Regions from separate parts of the Homo sapiens genome. Here region 2 is linked to region 1. Evidence: read pairs that join two places in POLR2A ChIA-PET (ENCODE). Cell type or tissue: PC-9. All regions are shown on one strand. Each heading gives the region's core, and the rest is flanking DNA. Links, peaks and the distances in the headings are about the cores only.

Evidence for each region. ChIA-PET counts read pairs that join two places held together with the same protein. Peaks named below come from ENCODE experiments on the same cell type or tissue, not always from the same donor. Only the 100,000 strongest peaks of a DNase experiment are listed, where the experiment ranks them.
Region 2: POLR2A ChIA-PET joins it to region 1 with 19 read pairs; 1 of 35 experiments calls an interaction of 5 or more read pairs at or near these places.

The regions. Positions count from the first base shown.
Region 1 is chr10:87,077,905-87,095,213 of GRCh38, reverse strand. It overlaps GLUD1 (glutamate dehydrogenase 1), which reads left to right and starts at 371. Exons shown (of 13, transcript NM_005271.5): 1 at 371-889. The coding sequence starts at 445. SHLD2 (shieldin complex subunit 2) reads right to left here and starts at 8. Exons shown (of 10, transcript NM_001330112.2): 1 at 1-8. RefSeq lists silencers at 1-337, 458-597, 798-1,137 and enhancers at 1,822-2,359, 11,216-11,265. In PC-9, for the core only: no CTCF peak of the experiment used is centred there; a DNase peak (open chromatin) is centred at 10,653; H3K27ac peaks cover 1,078 bases.
Region 2 is chr10:87,699,752-87,704,751 of GRCh38, reverse strand. All of the region lies in intron 1 of PAPSS2 (3'-phosphoadenosine 5'-phosphosulfate synthase 2), which reads right to left. Among named protein-coding and RNA genes, the nearest start is that of PAPSS2, 42 kb to the right of the region's middle. In PC-9, for the core only: no CTCF peak of the experiment used is centred there; a DNase peak (open chromatin) is centred at 3,071.

The sequences.
Region 1 (17,309 bases), core at 5,833-10,832:
GCAAATCCGGCCGCCCGTGGGCCCGCCCCGACCCGCCCCGACCCGCCCCGACCTTCCCCTCCCTGCCCCTCCCGTCCGTTCCCCTCCACTCTCCTCCCCGCCCTTCCTCTCCCCTCCCCTCCCTTCCCCACTGGCGCGCGAGCGTGCGCGCCGAGCCCGCCCGCGCCTGCGCGCCCCCGACGCCCCGCCGGCGCGCGCTGCCGCCAGCGAGGCCCGGGGAGGCCGCGGCGGAGGCGGAGGCCCGGCGCCCTGGGCGGCGCCCTGTCCCCGAAGTCCGTCCTCCCCGTTAGGTGGCGAGCGCCCGAGGGGAGGGGACAGCCGGGCAAGCAGGAAGCTGCGGCTTAAAAGGGCAACCCGCGCGGGACCCTTCCTCCCTAGTCGCGGGGAGTCTGAGAAAGCGCGCCTGTTTCGCGACCATCACGCACCTCCCCTCCGCTTGTGGCCATGTACCGCTACCTGGGCGAAGCGCTGTTGCTGTCCCGGGCCGGGCCCGCTGCCCTGGGCTCGGCGTCCGCCGACTCGGCCGCGTTGCTGGGCTGGGCCCGGGGACAGCCCGCCGCCGCCCCGCAGCCGGGGCTGGCATTGGCCGCCCGGCGCCACTACAGCGAGGCGGTGGCCGACCGCGAGGACGACCCCAACTTCTTCAAGATGGTGGAGGGCTTCTTCGATCGCGGCGCCAGCATCGTGGAGGACAAGCTGGTGGAGGACCTGAGGACCCGGGAGAGCGAGGAGCAGAAGCGGAACCGGGTGCGCGGCATCCTGCGGATCATCAAGCCCTGCAACCATGTGCTGAGTCTCTCCTTCCCCATCCGGCGCGACGACGGCTCCTGGGAGGTCATCGAAGGCTACCGGGCCCAGCACAGCCAGCACCGCACGCCCTGCAAGGGAGGTGAGCGTCGGCCGGGCCCCGTCCCGCCCTCCCTGCCTCCCCTGCGGCCCTCCCCTCCGGCCTCCTGCCGGTGCGGGGCCGCTGCTCAGCCCAGCCCAGCCCAGCTGGAGCGGGCCGGGTCCCCGCCCGGGTCACCCCGCCTCGGATGTGGCCGGCTCTGTGGATGGTGATTTTTCCGCCTTAAAATCATCATGCGATTGGCCTGCCCCCTCCCCCGCGCCGTCACCCCGGGCCTCTGTATATGCTGATCTTGCATGCAGAGTAGACGCTGCACCGGTCTCCTTTTGGTCCCGGTGTCTGTGTCACACACGGCGGGTCCTGCCGAAATGCACTTCTAGGAAAGGGAATGACCTGCCCGTGTGATAATGCCTCGTCAGTGTTCTTGGGCTTTTGTGAGTCTCCCCTAAATGCAAGCTGTCAAATTATTTTCTGGTATTTGTTCACTCCTGTTCCAATAGTGACAGATGATATCCGAACATAGAAAATGACTTGGCTTCTAAGTTTGAAATCTAGACAGTTTTATTAACCAAAGGAATTTACTAATCACGCGTTAATCGTTTCAATTAAGTAATTTTCCCATTCTGACAAGTTCTGTTTTATACCAAAAAAAAGGAAAAACACAAAAAAATCACAAGCAATGTAATATCTCTGACAAATAAACACCTGGCGTCCTGACAGTAAATTTACAGGTTGTAGGCTGCGGATGGCCAGCCAGCCAATGGAATGAAATAGCTCTGGGGGTGTGTACTGGTCCTGGCTAGCCCTGAATTTGAGCTTCAGGAAAAATATAGTACGTGAAGAAAGGGGTCAGATAATGTTTGGTAGTCACTGGGTTATCCTGTGGTTTAAATCATTTAATGTCTGTAGATTTGGCCTCTGTAGTCAGATTGCTTTCTTCGAGCAAATAAGAGCTTTTTTCCCCCCAATACATTGCATCATACCTCTTTAGTAACATAAAATGGAAAGGACAAACCACTTTTGTCTACTGTAAAAAAGAAAAATTATATGGAATAAAGAGCCCAGGGAGGCGAGGAGTCTTGTTGGAGGTGGATTGGCTGAGAAGCACAGAGGATGTTGGGCTAGACCCATGTCTCAGTAAACCTGGTTCTGTGGTCTTTCAGTTATGCCCGCTGACTTATGAGGATTTTTAGAAATCCTCTCTGTACCGGAAAAAACTTGAGCGGTGCTGGTGTTCCCAGCAGGGGGGACAAAGGTTGTTTTTAAAGATTTACTAAATTTGCATTGACCCCGCCCACTTCTAGGACTTAACTTTGGAGCTTAATTATCCCCTAGCTCTGGTTGCCTCAGCCAAAACCAATGTTTGAACCACTTTGACCTCTGATTTCCTTTCTAGCTTCAAAATTGTATAAAATGTACACACCGTCAGTCTCCTACATTTGCCTGCCTTCTTCCTACCACTCCCTTATTATCCAAACCAGGAAAACAAGTTCAGACTCCAAAGAAAGGCAAATAAGGATGTTGGAGGAAGTTCAGGCAATGTTTAGCAAATATTGAGTTGCATCGTTTTCTTAAAACGGACATCAAGTTTATTTTTTACTATCTTGCTGGCAGCATTTGCCAGTCCTTTAAAAGGTGTACAGATAAATCAGTGTATGTGGTTTTCTGCAGGATGATTTGGTCTCTGAAATCCTTTTTCTTCGATTCTTCAGATGCCCAGCTCTCTCCTGTTTTTATAAGTCGCAGCTCCGCAAACTCACTGAAGCAACTCGTTTACCATAGTTTGTGAGTCCTCTTTCTCTTGTTGCCACAGCAGTTTTAATGCCAAAATATTGAACCTAGCAACAAATTGGGTCAGCCATACCAAAGCACTGTTACTGTAGCACTTGCTTGTACTAGAGTGTAAGATACAATTTTCTGTTCCGTTTATCCCATTTACAAAAAAACATGCTATTAACCCCCAGCATATAAACAGGGAGAAACTGAATTGTTACTAGTAAACTGTTGCAAGCATTGATAGAACATCAAAGAAAATTGGCCTCTACAAAGTGACAAATTTATTATCTTCAGGAATTTGAAAGGCTTTCTGGATTGGGGAAGATTACATAGCTATGAAAGCCCTTAAATATTTTAGTTTGCTTAATAAACAGTATACTAAACAGATGATCAGCAAAATTTGGGTACTATAGCCTTCCATGCTTTGTGTTCAAGACATCCCCAGATCTATCTACCCATTTATCACCCTTGTTTGCAGAGAATGTGCATTGTAAGAGAGACAGGTCTTCTTTCTTAAAGCTTTTTTAACGTCTAAGAAATTGTTAACCTTTGTAGTCCCACTCTAGTCTTAGAAACACAGAATATATTAGGTGATTGAGATTTTTTTAAATGCTTTGGATAATCCCTATGAAATTCTGTCTTTCCCTCTTAAACATATTTTAACACGTTCTTCTTACCTCTCCCCACTAACCTGTCTTCTCTCCCATTGGTTCTTTGCCAAAAAAAAAAACCTCATCTGCCTCTCTCCACCCTTTTACCAACCTTCAGCTTTCTGTATCTCATTTTCCCTCAAGAACAACCTTATCCCTGAGTTTTCTAAATTAAAATTCTTGAGGTTGAAGCAAAGCAACAATCTAGCAATAATCTCTAAGGGAAACAGATGGTTATAAGACTTGGTGGCTGATGTGTACTTTTTCCAAGTAAATATTTAATAATACACACTGTTTTTGTGCTTTTCTTTTCCCAGTTACTACATGTACCTGAGGCCGTTAGATTTGTCTGTGTTAAGGATTTGAAAGGGTAAGCTAAAGGATCTGAAGGGAAGTTTAAGTGAGGCCTTAAAAATATTTCCAGCAAAGGGGCATAGTGTGAGAATATGCGACTGATTTGAGAAGACTGGTTCAAAAGTTCTGGTGGGTTTGGAAATATTATCAAAGATTGTTCTATTAACTTTCCCAGAGTAAATTATCTGTATTTCATTTGCTATGGTTCTGCCTGAGACCAGTCTACCTTTTTAGAAGGAAGTTTATTGTTTTAAAGTCAGTTTGGAGGGAAAGTACAGATTGATAATAGCAATTTATTGATGGTAGGAGTCAATTAACTTTCTCTTCCAGTCTGCCCCCCCCCAGTTGTCTTGATATTAAAACTATTAAAATTCCCTATCACTGATGCTACTATCATAAAATTTTCTAAAATTATCATAATTTACATATAGTTGATGGACCGTAGATGGAGTTCTCTCATACATTGACCCTAAGTCTTTTAATTACAAATATTAGTACCCAAAAAAGTGTACCCTATATTAATCCAGTAACTAGTTTTTAAAAGTCAAAATGCCAGAAGGAAACAGTGGAATCTTGATGACATAATGCAAGGGAAGACCGGAGTCAATGCAGTGTTAAAGACGCCCTCAGCCTCTGGGATGTCATTGTTTAGCGCTTAAGGGAAGACTATAGAAAGCACTGATACTGATTTAAAATGAGATATTTCTCTGCCTTCACTGGGGGAAAAAATGTTTCTGACTTATTTTGCTGTGCTCAATTGACAACCATCAAAACTTAGGTAACTTTTAATAAACTCACAGTTTCTAATATTTTTAAGTGGCTGTGTGTCTGCATCTGCTGCCACAGATAAAATATAACCTTTGTAGGTGAATTTAATTTAGGACTTTTCTGAAAGTTCAGTCAGAGGATAGGTAATTTGTGTGTCTTTTAAAAGCACTTAGCCCCGAGGTTGTTGTTTTTAATACATCTTATTTAAATACGGAAATGTGTTGCCCTTATGCCTTTTTATTTCATGGAAGCCAAATGCGTCTTTTCTCCCAAAGTATACTAGAAAATGAAGACGCTTGGTAATGGTAGTGATCTGTACATCAGATTTCAGTCTTTCTGTCACTTGCGTGTATGAATCCATTTAGCAAGTTTGCTTTTGGCAGTAAAGCCCCACGTGCAGGAAGACAAACAGCTGCTCACTCATTATCCAAAGTATACTTTGTAAGAATTAGGGCATCAAAAATTGGATCCTAAGCACCAATATATATTAAAGTTCAGTACAACTTGTAGTGTTTAAGTACAAGAAATAAAAATTGAGCCTGAACTTTTGGCATATAGTGGGAAGAAATTAGGTTTACCGCTGTTAATAATTCAGAGTGCTTAGGAAAATCGGTTTTTATTTACTTATGTTAAAAATACTAAGGGTTCTGTAACCATTAAAAACTAAAATACTAACCTGTAGATGTTGAAAAAATCCTAGACACTAGTCTCTGCCACGTGACTGTTCTTCTTTTCTATTTATTTTACCCAATAATTAGGCTTTTACAATGTAAGTAATAAAGAGAAAAATCTCTAGTATCACTTTAGAGCACATTGATTCATAAATAGCCCATAAATTTTGTACTCAGCAACCCATAAAATACACATGCATGATTCACATAATCAAATAGTAACGAAAGTTACAAAATGAAAAGTGAAGCAGCTCTACCCCAAGTCCTTCCCCCAATATAACCATGAACAGTCTTAAATCTAATGCCGCTGTCTAAAACTGACTAGTTATTCAAATGAATCAATATTTTCCCCTTTCCAGAGGCAGAAATTAATACAGATTCAAGTGTTCACTATCAAGTCGGAATTGTTAATATGTGAAATACTACTGTTAAAGGCAGGAAAGGCTTTATTAAGGACAAGAAGACAAACTAGGAGAAGGAGCTACTCAAGACCTTCCGATTATCTTTACAAAAAGGCAACTACACCTAGAAGATTCTGCAGCCACACACATTCTGCCTTCACTTGAGGTCAACTGCCTTCACCAAGGTCAGATATTAGCAAAGGCTAACATTTATTCAGCTCTGTGTGTGCCAGGCATTTTATTAAGAACTTTTCATGCATCATCAGTTCTATGCCTTATAGCAACAATGCATGTAAGAACTTTTCATGTATCATTGCTTTTATGCCTCATGCAATACACTGTTGTCCCTGATTTCCAAATGTGGCTACTAAGGTTGAGGAGTGAAGTGTCCTTTGGCAGGGTGACACAGCTAGTACGTAGTGGAGTTGAGGTTCAGATTCTGGGCATCTGATTCCAGCACCCACCTTAATCATTGTTGTCTGGGATTTATTTATGCAAAAAGTTACAAATTGTATCTTAGGCTTTTAATTGTAAGCGCTGATTGAGAACCACTTCATGCCATTGACACAATGCTTCCTAATACTTTGGATCATAGATACCTTTGAAATTTCTGTTAAAAGCTATTAGAAGACCTACCTTCTTCCTAGAAAAATACATATTCAAACAGCTTTGCATATAAAACTCAGCATAGATGATATCTCTAGAGGTCCATTTATTCTAATTGCTAAGGAAATGAAATAACCTTTTTCCCCTACACCCAACTCCGAAGACCTGAAATAACATTTTAAACAGTTTTCCATCAAAAGAGGTTTGAAGACTTTGGTGTTTAAGAGATTAATGTGTTAGCCAGAACAACTCATTTCTCTACCAGTGTGTAGTCCATTTATCTTTAAAGATTTTCTATTGAATAATTTTGAAATTACTTTCTTAGTTTTCTTCATTAAAAACTAAGAAAATGCTTTGTTTATTATGAATTGCTATTTCTCTTGATTATTATTCTTGGAGAAAGTCTATCAGACGTAATTCTTCTGATTTGCTTCTAGGCTAGAGGAAAATGTGAAAGATGACAAATGAAAATTTCAAAGGTTGTCAGTAGTATGACTTCTTTTATCGTTTGTCATTATCACAAATATATCAACATAGGACTTTTAAAAGATATTTTGTACATATTGGGCCTTAGTAGGATTTTGCATGAATTTTTTTTTTCTTTTATGCCAAGAGAGAAAGAGCAAAGAAATAACCAAGGGTGATGTACTCGTATTGAAGGTTTACCAAATAAGGACTGCTTTTATTATGAACTATAGTCTATATTCTAAGTAAATCAATTTTTCTATTATGTGTTTTTTGTTCCTGCAGGCAAGATCTCTGAACTTTATGCAGAGGGTTCTTTTAAAAAAACAAAGTTGAATTTTTTTATTTCTTGGAATATTTTTTTTCATTGATTTCTCCCAAGTAGAGCAGATTCAAATCTCCTTTGTACCCTATGTCTTTTTTGTTTTGCTATAAGCTCAGTATTCCATTTCTACATTTTCCTTTCCTAGAACCAGTCAATAAATGACAAAAAAAAAAACAAAACAAAGTAAATCATGTGTTGTTGCAGTAGGAGTTCAAGGAAACCAAGGACAATCTTGTTTGTTTATTTGTTTTTTTGTTTGTTTTTTTTTTGAAACAGAGTTTTGCTCTTGTTGCCCAGGCTGGCATACAGTGGCGCGATCTTGGCTCACTACAACCTCTGCTTACCAGGTTCAAGCAATTTTCCTGCCTCAGCCTACCAAGTAGCTGGGATTACAGGCATGCACCACCTCACCTAGCTGATTTTTGTATATTTAGTAGAGACAGGGTTTTGCCATGTTGGTCAGGCTGGTCTCGAACTCCCGACCTCATGTGATCAGCCCACCTCGGCCTCCTAAAGTGCTGGGATTACAGGCGTGAGCCACCGTGCCTGGCAGACAGACAGTCTTGATGTGGGAACAGAGAAGGCTGGATAGGAGTTGGATAAGGCCATTTCAGATAAAGAGGGGGTGGCTTCACCCAAGGCAGGAAGTGGAACTGTGTGTAAGGGGGTCATGAGGACAAACTACATTTGTAAATAATGAGAAATAAGGGCTTGTGACAGTAAATATATTTGGTCTCTTTGCCTGGTTCCCAACACAGAGCTCCTGAATGTCGCAAATTCCTGAGTGATAGGAGCATCTTTTGTTCTAACTAGGACACTCTTAATGGGCTTCTGGGTAGCTTCAAGGTGGGGACTAGTCACCAAAAAGACCAAGCCATAATTAGAAATTTGGAACTTTCAGTCCCACCCTTTGACCTCTGGAGATTGGAAAGGGGCTGAAGATTGAGTTTAATCAGCAATCAGTCATGCCCTCATAATGGAACCTCTATACAAACCCTAACTGATGGCTGGAGTATGGGGAGAGTTCAGAGAGCTTCCAGGTTGGTGAATGCATCCATGTATGGGTAGGGTGGTACCCTCCAAATTCCAGGGGAACAGAAGCTCCTGCAGTGGGGACATTCCAGACATGGCCCTGTGTACCTCTTCATGTTGCTGTTGATTTGTATCCTTTACATAAGTAACGTTTCCCTGAGTCCTGTGAGCCTTTATAACATTATTGAACCTGAGGAGGGGGCCATGGGAACCCCCTGGTTGGTAGCCAAGTTGGACAGAAGTGTGGGTGCCCTGGGCACCCAAGACTTGGAACTGGCATCTGAAGTAGGGAACAGTCTTGTGCGACTGAGCCCTTGAGCTGTGGGGTCTGTGCTAACCCTGGTAGTCAGTGTCATAACTGAATTGCAGGACACCCAGTTTGTATCTGCAGAGAACTGGAGAACTGCTTAGTGTGGAAAACCCACACATTTGGTGTCAGAAATGTGTGAGAAAAAACAATTTTTTCCTTTTTTTTTTTTTTTTTTTCTTTGAGACGGAGTCTCGCTGTCTCCCAGGCTGGAGTGCAGTGGCGCGATCTTGGCTTACTGCAAGCTCCGCCTCCTGGGTTGATGCCATTCTCCTGCCTCAGCCTCCTGAGTAGCTGGGACTACAGGCGCCCACCGCCACGCTGGCTAATTTTTTTTTTTTTTTGTATTTTTAGTGGAGACGGGGTTTCACCATGTTAGCCAGGATGGTCTTGATCTCCTGACCTCATGATCCGCCCGCCTCGGCCTCCCAAAGTGCTGGGATTACAGGCGTGAGCCACCGCGCCAGGCCAATTTTTTCCTTTTATGTTTGTTGGATGAATAATGATGAATCTAGCAGGGCACAGAAAGCTAGGCAGCAGTGGAACTGAGAATGAAGTTATAGTTAATAGCAGAGAATGAAAAAGAAAAGACAGATAAAACATTTTGAAGAAAGGACAGTAATGTATTCCCAACAGGTAGGATTTACAGGATGAAGGAGAGAAGAGGCAAAGATAACCACAAAATTTCTAGCCTGAGAGACTGGTAGAAAAAAATGGTGGTATCAGGGACAGATGGGGTTATTAAGGAAAAGGATTGGATTTTTAAAATAAAGAAGATCTGGTGTAAAATTATCCTTAGGGAAATTGGAAATCCAGGCACGTACTTCTCTCCATCATGCCCTTGAATAGTGCAGTCCCTCTGCCTGTCCATGCCTCACTTCCCCCTCCCTAGGATTCCTCTGCCTCTCTTAAGACCCATCTCAAATTATCACGTAGACTTGTAAATAATTTATATGAAACTGGATAGCTGAGGTTTCAAGCCTTTATCCCTTTGAAACTTTTTAATAACAAGTTATTGTTACCTTTTACTAAATCCAACTTTATATTCACCATTTTAACTAGCATCATTTCCGATTCCAAGACCTGTTTGGTGTGAAAGTGCAGCTAAGTTACTGTTAATCAAGATCAGAATAAAAGAATCTACCAAGAAAAATTAACAAAATCCCCCTTTTAATGTATAATCTTCCATCTGTCAGGCTGTAAGTTAAATAACACAAAACAAAGCTGTATGTTTTATGGATATGTACATATATAATTGCAGGGAACATGATTTGGAAGGATATACACTTACATTGCTAAGAATAGTCACCCCTAAGGAGAAGACTGGGGTCATAAGTGGAAGTCAAGGGAGTCTTCAGCTTTCTTTTTGTATTTAAATTTTGATAGAAATACATACATATGTGTTATAATTTTAAATTTTTAATGAAAAAAGTATTCTTCCGTTTTTTCTTTGATGTGTCAATAGGTTATATTTTTCTAATATCAGCTAAACATTTGCTTCCCAGAAAGCTTAGTTACCTCTTCAAAATTTATTCAGGTTAAAATAAAAGATTTAGACTGGATTAAAAATCTAAGATGGTATTTGCCTACTTTATACAAAACAGTACATTGATGCTGCTAAAGCAATTAAAGTATAATTTTTCTGGTTTTTTTTTTTTTTTTTGGAGACGGAGTCTCACTCTCTGTCGCCCAGGCTGAAGTGCAATGGTGCAATCTCCACTCATTGCAACCTCGGTCTCCCAGGTTTAAGCGATTCTCCTGCCTCAGCCTCCCCAGTAGCTGGGATTACAGGTGTGCACCACCACGCCCAGCTAATTTTGTTGTGTGTTTAGTAGAGACAGGGTTTCATCATGTTGGCCAGGCTGGTCTCGAACTCCTACCTCAAATGATCTGCCCACCTCAGCCTCCCAAAGTGCTGGGATTACACGCGTGAGCCACCACGCCCAGCCTAAAGTGTGTACTTTTTCTTAGCTCCTATATGCAGTGCTCCTTCCCATGCTGAATGTCTGAATTTTTATCTGAGACGTAGTATTTCAGGTGGTCATTACTTGTGGGTGGTCATTGAGAGTTCCTCCCTGCTTCTAACCTTCCTCTCTTCATTTTAAATTAAGTTACGCTACATTATTGTGGGTTAGAAGGTACATTAATATTAAGTGAAAAAATATAATCTGATGAGTAAGTGGCAAGAGTGTTAACTTATAAATATTAAGAGTTGTTCTGAGGCATTTTTGCTTTTCTGGTGGTTCTGTGCTTCTGGTAGAACTCTTGGTTACTGAATAAATAGTTCCTGAAAAGTGAGAGAGTGCAGCTGGAAATTAGATTTCTGATGAATAAATCAAACCCTATTAAGAGAACCAGGTTCAAGTAATTTTAAAACCACTTGAATTTTCATAAATGTTTTGTTAATGACTAATTATAAAAAACAGTGACTAGCTGGAGGCTTTTGTGTTTGCTTTTGAGTCAGCTAGGAAAAGGAAAAAAAATTCAAGCTTAGTCAATTGTGGTTTTCACTGAATCTTTTTTAAAGTAATGAGCTGGTTTGTTTTCTTCATCACTATAGCAACTTAAGCTAGTTTCTGCTTTTGATTTTTATTTCTCCTAGAGAAACTTAGCATGTACTGCTCATTAGACTTGAGCATACTAAGGAATATCTGTGGTAATTAAGTTAAAAATCAGATCAGTGCTTTGTACTGTATATAGTTGCAGATGTCTGCATTTCACTAATATTCTTTGGAAACATCTGGATACCAGTTAACATAAAATAACTGTTTAGTCAGTTTCTGTTCAGAATAGAAGGAATGATTTAAAAGTTCCCATTGTAGTACATACGTCATTCTATCCCCTGCCCTTCCTCCAGCTTTACTGAGATTGATAAATAATAAACGTCATGGGTGGTGTGTCTTTAGTTTCCTCTGGTGAGCTGAGTGCACAGATTACTTTGTCAGCAGGGTGGCCTTGATTTTTAGGCCATGTTTCTAATGGCATCAGTTCTGTGGCTGACACCTGTGTACCAAGCCCATTCACTGTCTAGCTTAGCCAGCCGTGGACTCCTGCTCTTTGTTAAAAGTATTTACCTTCATTCCTACTAGCACAGTTGACCAAAGACCCAGTTGATCCCAAACACTAGTAATGCATCAATGGAGTCTAACAGAGTTTTAAGATGCGGTGTGTGCGTGTGTGTGTGTGTGTGTGTGTAGAGATGGGATCTCACTATGTTGTCCAGGCTGGTCTTAAACACCTGAGCTCAAGTTCTTCTGCCTCAGCCTCCCAATGTGCTAGGACTACAGGCATGAGCCACCATGCCTAACTGTCTAAGACTTTGGGATACAAAAATATAATTTACTTTCCTCCATTTCTGGAATAAAACATCTCTTCCTTCCTCCTTCTAGTTTCTGTTCTGTGCCCCTGTTTGATCTCTGTTGGTCCTGTTCACCTTCAGCCTTCTCTGCTGAAGGAGGAAAGGCTTGGTTTTATAAAAAGTGACAATATTCAGATCACATAAGATCCTTCTTGCTTCATTTTGGCTTAAATATTTTAAGATTTTCTGATTTTCTTGTATGTGTATGTATTTTCCTATTATTTGACTTTTTTGAACAACTTCAAATTGAGTATATTTGAACGAGAGTAGGCATTCAAAAGTGCTAGGCTTTCCCTGCCTTTCAGAACTTTGAGGTATATGTCACATCATTTTGTCCTTCACATTCTCCAGTTGTGCTAATTTTTCCCAATCCATTGAGTTAAGTAGAGTACCTTCCTTTTTGCAGTCATATTCTTACTTTTTTTTTTTTTTTTAATTTTTTTGAGACAGTCTCAAACTGTTGCCCAGGCTGGAATGCAGTGGTACAATCTCAGCTCTCTGTAACCTCCGCCTTAGCCTTGTGAGTATGGGACTACGGGAATGTGCCACCATGCCCAGCTAATTTTTGTATTTTCAGTAAAGATGGGGTTTCACCATGTTGGCCAAGCTGGTCTCAAACTCCTGACCTCAAGTGATCTGCCCAGCTCGGCCTCCCAAAGTGCTGGGATTATAGGCGTGAGCCACCACATCTGGCCCCTACATAAATCTCTTCGTGTCCCTTAGAATGTAGTTAAGACTTATTTTCAGGTGACAGTATATTTTTGATAGTTATCTTTGGTTTCCAAACCCAGAGAAGGAAGAGTAACTGGCTTCTTCTGTGTGTGGGTACATTGTGTCTTATTGGAGATTGTTTTGTCTCAAGTATTGCTGCAGAGTATTTTATTAATGGGTGCACTTTAAAATTTTTTGTTTTTCAGACTACCAGTTTAGGTAGCCCAGTACTCAATATTTGCCAATTTCTAGAATTAAAAACATGTATGAATCACTGGTTAACTAGAAATTTAAAATGAAAATGTTTCTTCTTTAGCCCAGGCAATATCACTTGCATTCATTTCTATCCCCTCCCTGTCCCTGTTCTGTTGGCTCTGGGGCTTCTTCCACTAAGCTGGTACTTTCTTTATAGCTCCTCCTGTGCTTCCATTCACTAAACCTTTATTGGTTCATAGCCTACAGAAAATGCCTGTGGTGTGAGAGGTAATTTGTGAAACTGCTTCTCTTCACTGTTTAGCAGTTGAGCTCTCTAAATGGGTGTAGCTGGGAAAGAAAACTTAACTTTACAAACAAGAATTCCTGGGTTCCATCCAGCGGAACATGTCTTTTGTTATACACACACAGTTTCTGACTCATGTCATTCCATGACTTATGATAAAATGGACATTTTGTTTACACTTGTGTGGAAGGAGGGGTCTGGTTTCTAATTTTTAATAACATCTATTTCTAGAATATTAGGCTTGCCATTTGAATGCTTCTGTTTGATTTATGAATATCATTGGTTCCAGCAGTTTTTAGCTCCCCACTAAATGCAAGTTAAAATTTTTAAGTTTCTAAGTTAAAAGAAAGTAACATTTCCTCCACTTAAGAAAGCAAGGAAAATTAAAAATAATGTGGTGATGACTTCCACAGGCTCTAAAAGAGCAATGGAAAAAGTGATTTATGTGTGGGAGAAGAAATACTAGTTCTTTTTTTTTTCTTTTTTTTTTTTTTTTTGTATTGATCATTCTTGGGTGTTTCTCACAGAGGGGGATTTGGCAGGGTCATAGGACAATAGTGGAGGGAAGGTCAGCAGATAAACAAGTGAACAAAGGTCTCTGGTTTTCCTAGGCAGAGGACCCTGAGGCCTTCCGCAGTGTTTGTGTCCCTGGGTACTTGAGATTAGGGAGTGGTGATGACTCTTAACGAGCATGCTGCCTTCAAGCATCTGTTTAACAAAGCACATCTTGCACTGCCCTTAATCCATTTAACCCTGAGTGGACACAGCACATGTTACAGAGAGCACAGGGTTGCGGGGTAAGGTCACAGATCAACAGGATCCCAAGGCAGAAGAATTTTTCTTAGTACAGAACAAAATGAAAAGTCTCCCATGTCTACTTCTTTCCACACAGACACGGCAACCATCCGATTTCTCAATCTTTTCCCCACCTTTCCCCGCTTTCTATTCCACAAAACCACCATTGTCATCATGGCCCGTTCTCAGTGAGCTGTTGGGCACACCTCCCAGATGGGGTGGTGGCTGGGCAGAGGGGCTCCTCACTTCCCAGTAGGGGCGGCCGGGCAGAGGCGCCCCTCACCTCCCGGACAGGGCGGCTGGCTGGGTGGGGGGCTGACCCCCCCACCTCCCTCCCGGACGGGGTGGCTGGCCGGGCAGAGGGGCTCCTCACTTCCCAGTAGGGGCAGCCAGGCAGAGGCGCCCCCTCACCTCCCAGAAGAGGCGGCTGGCCGGGCGGGGGGCTGACCCCCCCACCTCCCTCCTGGACGGGGCGGCTGGCCGGGCAGAGGGACTCCTCACTTCCCAGTAGGGGCGGCCGGGCAGAGGCGCCCCCTCACCTCCCGGAAGAGGCGGCTGGCCGGGCGGGGGGCTGACCCCCCCACCTCCCTCCCGGACGGGGCGGCTGGCCGGGCGGGGGGCTGACCCCCCACCTCCCTCCCGGACGGGGCGGCTGGCCGGGCGGGGGGCTGACCCCCCCACCTCCCTCTCGGAGCGGCTGGCTGGGCAGAGGGGCTCCTCACTTCCCAGTAGGGGCGGCTGGGCAGAGGCGCCCCTCACCTCCCGGACGGGGCGGCTGGCCGGGCGGGGGGCTGACCCCCCCACCTCCCTCCCGGACAGGTCGGCTGCCGGGCGGAGAGGCTCCTCACTTCCCAGATGGGGTGGCTGCCAGGCGGAGGGGCTCCTCACTCCTCAGACGGGGCGGCTGCCAGGCGGAGGGGCTCCTCACTTCTCAGACGGGGCGGTTGCCGGGCAGAGGGTCTCCTCCCTTCTCAGATGGGGCGGCTGGGCAGAGACGCTCCTCACCTCCCAGACGGGGTCGCGGCCGGGCAGAGGCGCTCCTCACATCCCAGACGGGGCGGCGGGGCAAAGGCGCTCCCCACATCGCAGACGATGGGCGGCCGGGCAGAGACGCTCCTCACTTCCTAGATGGGATGGCGGCTGGGAAGAGGCGCTCCTCACTTCCTAGATGGGATGGCGGCAGGGCAGAGACGCTCCTCACTTTCCAGACTGGGCAGCCAGGCAGAGGGGCTCCTCACATCTCAGACGATGGGCGGCCAGGCAGAGACACTCCTCACTTCCTAGACGGGGTGGCGGCTGGGCAGAGGCTGCACTCTGGGCACTTTGGGAGGCCAAGGCAGGCGGCTGGGAGGTGGAGGTTGTAGCGAGCCGAGATCACGCCACTGCACTCCAGCCTGGGCACCATTGAGCACTGAGTGAACCAGACACCGTCTGCAATCCTGGCACCTCCGGAGGCCTAGGCTGGCGGATCACTCGCGGTTAGGAGCTGGAGACCAGCCCGGCCAACACAGCGAAATCCCGTCTCCACCAAAAAAATACGAAAACCAGTCAGGCGTGGCGGCGCGCGCCTGCAATCGCAGGCACTCGGCAGGCTGAGGCAGGAGAATCAGGCAGGGAGGTTGCAGTGAGCTAAGATGGCAGCAGTACAGTCCAGCTTCCGCTCGGCATCAGAGGGAGACCGTGGGGAGAGGGAGACCGTGGGGAGAGGGAGAGGGAGAGGGGGAGGGAGAGGGGGAGGGGGAGGGGGAGGGAGAGGGAGAGCACTAGTTCTTAATTAATACATTGTTTTACTATTTCCTGTGAATTTATGTAGAAGTAATGAAACCAAGGTTTATTAAGTCATTTTTTCAAACTCCTGTCAGTTTAGACTTTTTAATTGCTTTGTTACATGCCATTACTTTGTAATACTTGTTATAGCAGTGGTAATAGTTGAGATTTGCCTGTTTGACCACTTGCAGGGCACCGTGCCAGATTCCCCATGTGCGATGTTCCTCGCAGTCGTGACACCCATCCTAGGAGAGTGGCATTAGCACCCCTCCATGCAAGCGGATGGTGCAGGCTGGGTCGCCTGGGCACAGCGCCTTACCATTTCCCTGGCTTAGTGTAGTTATCATTAAATAATATGTGGTATTACTTAGAAGCATTTTGAATAATTTGAAAAGCACATTTTAGTGTTTAAACAATTTTTTTTTTCTTTTTTCTTTTTTTTTTTGAGGAAAGGTCTGGCTCTGTTGCTGGGGTTTAGTGCAGTGACCTGAGCGTAGCTCACTGCAGCCTGCAACTCCTGGGCTCAAGTGACTCTCCTGCCCCAGCCTCCTGAGCATCTTCGACTACACGCACATGCCCCCACGCCCAACTCAATTTTTTTTTTTTTTTAAGATACAAATGATTCATCTTAATATTATTTACAGTTTTTTTTTCCCTTTTCTGTGGGCTTTATCTGACTGGAAATTCTTTTTAAATTTTTTATTTTTTAAATTGACAAATTGTAGATATATATTTATGAGGTACAAAGTAATTTTATGATTTATGAATACAACATTGCATAATTAAGTCAAGCTGATTAACCTGTTCACCACTGGAAACAATTGCAAATAATTATCATTTTTTCTGGTGAAAACATCTGAAATTTACTCAGTGATTTTGAAATGTGCAGTACTTTTTGTTGTTGTTGTAGAAATGAGGTCTCACTATGTTGGCCAGGCTGGTTTCAAACTCCTAAGCTCAAGTGATCCTCCCACCTCAGCCTTCCAGTGTTGGGATTACAAGCATGAACTACCATGTTGGGCCAAATGTATAATCTATTATTATTTACTGTATTCACCATGCTGTGCAATCTATCTCGAAGAAACTTATTCCTTCTAATTGAGGCTTTGTACCCTTTGACCATCATCTCCCCGTCACCCCCATTCCCAGTTTTGTATACTTTGAGTCCTTTCATGATAGGTATGGAGGCTTATGGTAAGTTATTTAAAACTTAACATGTATGTCAAATATTTTTGTGGCCATAGCTTTTCTTTCTTTTTTAAATTTTAAGAGTCAGAATATTCGTATATTAATTCGGCATGTATTTGAGTGCCTAATATATGCCATTTTCTATGTTAGGAACCAGGAATTAAAGCAGTGAACATAACAAAGTCTGCCCTCGTGGTGCTAACTTGCCAGGTAGGGAAGCCAGATAATAAACACATGTATAATGCAAAGTCAGTAATAATAAACGATATGAAGAAACAAGGTAGGAGAGGCAGGAAAGTGGGAGTGAGAAAGAGGTGCTCTTTTAAATACAGTGGTCAAGGGGAGCCTCTCAGAATGAAGTTTTTAACAGAGACCTGAATGAAATGGGGGAGTGAGCTATACAGATATCTGCTGTGTGCTGGAAAAATTACCTGTAATTTTGCATTCCAAAAGTTTAATAATGACTACATTTATTTCACAATTTGAGAATCAGTTATACACAAGATATAGTTCTAAGCACATACTCCTCTAAATATGATTTGTTTGTACAGTAGACCAAATAAGTATGTTCAGCTTAGAATATGCTCTTTATGGTCATGTGTACAATAAATAAATTATCTTAAAACATTATCAATATTAAGGTTGATGTTTTCAGAAACATGTAAGAAAGCTAGCTTTTAAAATTGACTAGGGAAGTTCTCTCAAACTGCCAGTCCATGAGATATTGTATATTTTCTATCTGAAAAACTTTTAATCTCAGAATTCTTTAAAAGAGCTCTCCCTGGGGCT
Region 2 (5,000 bases), core at 1-5,000, 620 kb before region 1:
GAGAATCACTTGAACCCAGGAAGCGGAGGTTGCAGTGAGCCAAGACTGTGTGACTGCACTCCATCCTGGGCAAAAGAGCGAGACTTTGTCTCAAAAACAAACAAACAAACAAAAAAAAGTAAGCAGATGAGAAAATATACAATAAGATTTTAGATGGAATTATATTGCTCAATGCTGCTGCATTTATGGAAAAAGACTCTGATCCCAATCCCAACATACTAGACTAAGGTGCTGCTGCCCACCTGTGCACATGAACATCCACTAAAATTTAATTTGTCTATAGAGACAGTTTTGTTTCCTCTAGTTTGACTGTTTCTTCTCCACACAGGCAGAGATCCACAGTAAACTCCAAGCTCTGTTAATCTTCTAGGGGAACTTTGTTACGATCTTGATCATTGTCTCCCCAGCAAGTTCTTCGTTTTTCGAAAACAGTTCAAAATTAATTAGAAGGAATGACTCTAACATAGTATTTAATCTCTGAACTTTTGGTCTTTGATAACTGCATTTAAATTTTCTATTACTCCAGCAATGTTTAAACAAATAAATAAATACTTTCGGATGGCCAGGTACTGGGCTCTTTTGGTTCAGTCAAATATTTTATTCCTATTTATTTCAAAATCACCCTTGAGGTTTTGCAAAAGGCAAACAAATAGAAGCAGATATTTTGAATTATACTTGAACTGCAAGGGGGCAGAGTGGCCAAAAACTTTTCTTTTTCTTGTTGAAAGCTGTACTCTCTGCCAAAGAGCCTATGATGTTCTAAGCTTTGGAAAGAAAGTGACTGTCAGAAAAAGGATTCTCTCTATAGAAAGCAAAACACATGTTAAAGGAAAAAATGTCTGTCTTGCTGTGTGTACATAGAGAACACACAGACATCCTCGGCATCCCATCTAACTCTGCCCCTTATCAGGAAGTGGTCCAGAAACCCCAAAGTTAGTGGCATACTTCTATACTGGGTCCCTAAGACAATTTTGCAAAAATCTCTACCTTCTTCCCACTACTGGCCCAGAAAAACTCTCTGTAGCATGCATCGGAGTAGCATGAGTATCGATTTTGGAGTCAAGCAGACCTGGATTTGAAACCTGCTTCACGGCTGATTTGCTCTGTGACCTGGAGCAAGTTATTAACATCTCTGAACCTCCTTATCTTTCTCTGTAAAATGGGGATAAGAATATTTTTTTCCTAGGATTGCTGAAAGGATTAAATAAGAATTATCTAGATAAAATAGCAAAGAAAATACCAGACTCATGGTAGGATGTTGGATCTGATCAGTCCAGGTGGCATTTAATCTAGTCTGGAGAAGTGATGGTAGTTTGAATTCTAAATCACCCAGGTTTAAAAGGGTTCTGGGGATCTGGGTCTACTCTAACCCAAGTCTGGGGAGGATGTGGCACTCATGATCGAATCAGACAATGGATAGGACTGCACCAGTTTTACACACACACACACACACACACACACACACACACACACACGCAATGTTGTTGTCATTATTGCTGCTCTGTATTAAAGCCCGGCTGGGACGTACCCTACACTAAGGTTCACCAATTTGCAGTGTCATTCTACTGCAAACTTACTGCCCTTGTCCTGGCTGTCACAGAGTCATGAACACTTCGTTACCTAGATGGAGGATGGCCTTTGCCCTGGGTTTGACCCATTAGAGTCCAGGCCTTGTCACAAAGCCCAGGGTGGCATGTGTGTCTCTGCCAGGCTCACCCCTCACTCCCATTGGTGGCACAGAAAGAGGACTGCCAAAGTGGCTCCTAGAACTCAGGTGAAGTGCCGAGGGTCGTGACAGGGAGCCTCAGCCTTGATTTTGCGTGACTACAAGAGAAGTAACCTGGGGAAAAGACTAGATGGTTTCATGGTGGGGCGGGGCATTTCCAGAGCCAAATCCAAGCATGTGTCCCAGGGAGGAGTGTCATGGAAGGGAGGAGGAGTCTTGGGGAATGAAAAAGCCCTAAACCAGGTGTCTGGTGGAGCTTACCAAAGCCCAAAGCTTTTGTTCTGAGATGTTCATAATGTCTCAATTAAAAAAAACAAGCACGTGCCCTTGAATCCCCTCTGTACCCTACTCCTTCCCAGGCAGTGCAAACAAATCCACTTTACTTCTCTCTTTACAACTCCACTCCGCCCTGTTTTAACTTGGCCCTCATTGCCACTGGTCTCTGCTTTCATTGCTCCCTTGCTGATTAAACGTGTTCCAAATCTTCCCGCTCCTCAGTGTGCAGTTTGAAGATTCATTTAAAGACCCATTTTCAGAAAGTTGCAACCCCAGTGATTGCCCTATCAGGCCCATGGTAGGAGCTCCACTTCCACGTGCATTATCTCATTTATTGCTCAAAACCTGGGAGCCATAGAGACTGAGCATTGTGATCCATTTACAGATCTGAAAACTACTGCTCAGAGATATTGGGAAGGGGGCTGAAGTCCCACAGCCAGAAGACACAGGATGTAGCCAGGTTTAAGTCTGGGTCTTATTTCTGCATAGACAGGACTCCTAGTTTCCAGTCCCAGTTATGTGAGCTCTTTGTCACAGCTTCCTCCCTGAGGATTGAAGGAGATAATATATAATAAGGCTTTTCATACTACACTATAATGTAAACAATTTAAAAATCATTCTCACTTCATCTTCATTACTTAACATGAGTAGCTTCAAATGTTTCACAATTATATATTTATTCCTTTCCGATTAGTTCTTTTGAATATACAACCCAAAGTGAAATTATTGAGTATCAAAACTTATAAACTATTTTGTAGGTCTCATTGTATACTGCCAGTTCATTTTCCAAGTGACAAAACCAAGTTACCAGGCTACCACGATATACCCACTTCTAAATATTCAATGACTTTTTTGTGTTTGTATTTTTACTGTTTTTTCCCCCAGGTTGATTTGTACTTATTTTGGTAAGAATATGCCTTTTTCTGTGTAATAAGTTACTTAGGCCATTCGTGTGTTTGCCTCTTTGATATTAATTAACTACAATCTGGACAATGATCTCATCCACTTTTTAAAACTATGTTTTGGGCTGGGTGCGGTGACTCATGCCTATAATCCCAGCACTTTAAGAGGTCAAGGTGAGAGAATCGCTTGAGTCCAGGAGATAGGAACCAGCCTGGGGAACGTAGTGAGATACTATCTCTAGAAAAAAATTTAAAAATTAGCTGGGTGTGGTGGCACGTGCCTATAGTCCCAGCTATGCAGGGAACTGAGGTGGGAGGAGATTGCTTGAGCCCAGGAGGTCAAGGGTGCAGTGAGCCCTTATCATACTACTGAACTCCAGTCTTGGCAATGGAGTGAGACCTTGTCTGAAAGAAAGAGAGAGAGAGAGAGAGAGAGAGAGAGAAAGAAAGAGAAAGAAAGAAAGAAAGAAAGAAAGAAAGAAAGAAAGAAAGAAAGAAAGAAAGAAAGAAAGAAAGAAAGGAAGGAAGGAAGGAAGGAAGGAAGGAAAAAAGAAAGAAAGAAAGAAAAAAGAGAAAGGAAGAAAGGAAGAAAGAAAGAAAAAAGAAAAAAGAAAGAAAATTATTATATAAATAAAAACATATTTTGGTGCTTCTTTTTTCTATGCTTTGTATCATAACATTTTTACTAATTATATAATAATATATACTTTTTGTTCACTTGCTCCCCTTTTGGTATGTACTTTATTATATATCACATTATATCTATTATATCATATTAAAGAGTATTTTATGAATATACAGAAATATTCCTGTTGTTGGTGTCTTCCATTTGATCATTAATCATACATACCTGGGCCAAAAATACTCTTCAAACTTCTAGCTACCTCGATACAATTAAACTGTACCAATTTTTAAAATATGAAATTATTATAATTTATTATGTGCTTACATGGATCGATTTTATTTCTTTTCCATCATTACATCCAGCAATCTCAAATATATTATAATTTATTTCCCTTCTACTTTGGATATCTTTTGGTAGTTTGAAACTATTTCTAGAATTCTTATGTAGTTATAATTAACTTTTCTACTTTTAGTGTAGACATCTATGGTTCTGATAGTTGTTTTTCTAACGTGTTTTAAAATTTCAAAAATATAAAATTCATTCTTTTTTCTTTTTTTTTTTTTTTGAGACAGGGTCTCACTCTGTCACCCAGGCTGCAGTGCAGTGGTGTGATCCTGGCTCACTGCCGCCTCCACGTCTCCGGCTCAAGCGATCCTCCCATCACAGCCTCCTCAGTAGCTGGGACTACAGGCACAAGCCACTGTGGCTGGCCAATTTTTGTATTCTTTTGTAATGTAGAGCAACTGCCACATTACCTGGGCTGGTCTAGAACTCCTAGACTCAAGTGATTCTCCTGCCTCAACATCCCAAAGTGCTGGGATTACAGGCATGAACCACTACACCCAGACAAAAAGCTCATTCTTTAAAAGAAAATTTTCCATTTTAGTTCATTCCACATTCTCTCATGGAATTGAAATTATGCAAGTTTTGTTGCGAACATAAAATGACTCACTATAATTTTCTCTGCCAGTTTCTCTGATTCTCAAATGATCTCAACATTATAATACAGAAAAATGAATCATTATCCAAGGATGTTCATAGCAATATTATCTAAAATAGTGAAATCAGAAACAATAAAAATGTCCATCAATTAACTAGATTATGGCACATCCATATGATTAATAGGTAAGAAAACAGCTTACAGAGTGAGTTAACATTAATCTCGTTAAAATATATGTATTTATATGTATAAGGCTATATAGAAAAAAGTCTGAAAATCATGGAAAAATGCTAATAGTGATAATAATCATCTTGAAGGTTAGGTCATTTTAGGTAACTATTTTCCTTCTCTTCTCTATATTCTAGTTTTCAATATTAAATTTGGAAATAAATATATATTTAAAATATAAAGAATTTCTCAACCAGAAAATGGAGAGGCCAAAATAGTTTGATTCTTTTTTTTTTTTTTTTAGTGGCATGATCTCGACTCACTGAAACCTCTGCGTCCCGGGTTCAAGTGATTCTCCCGCCT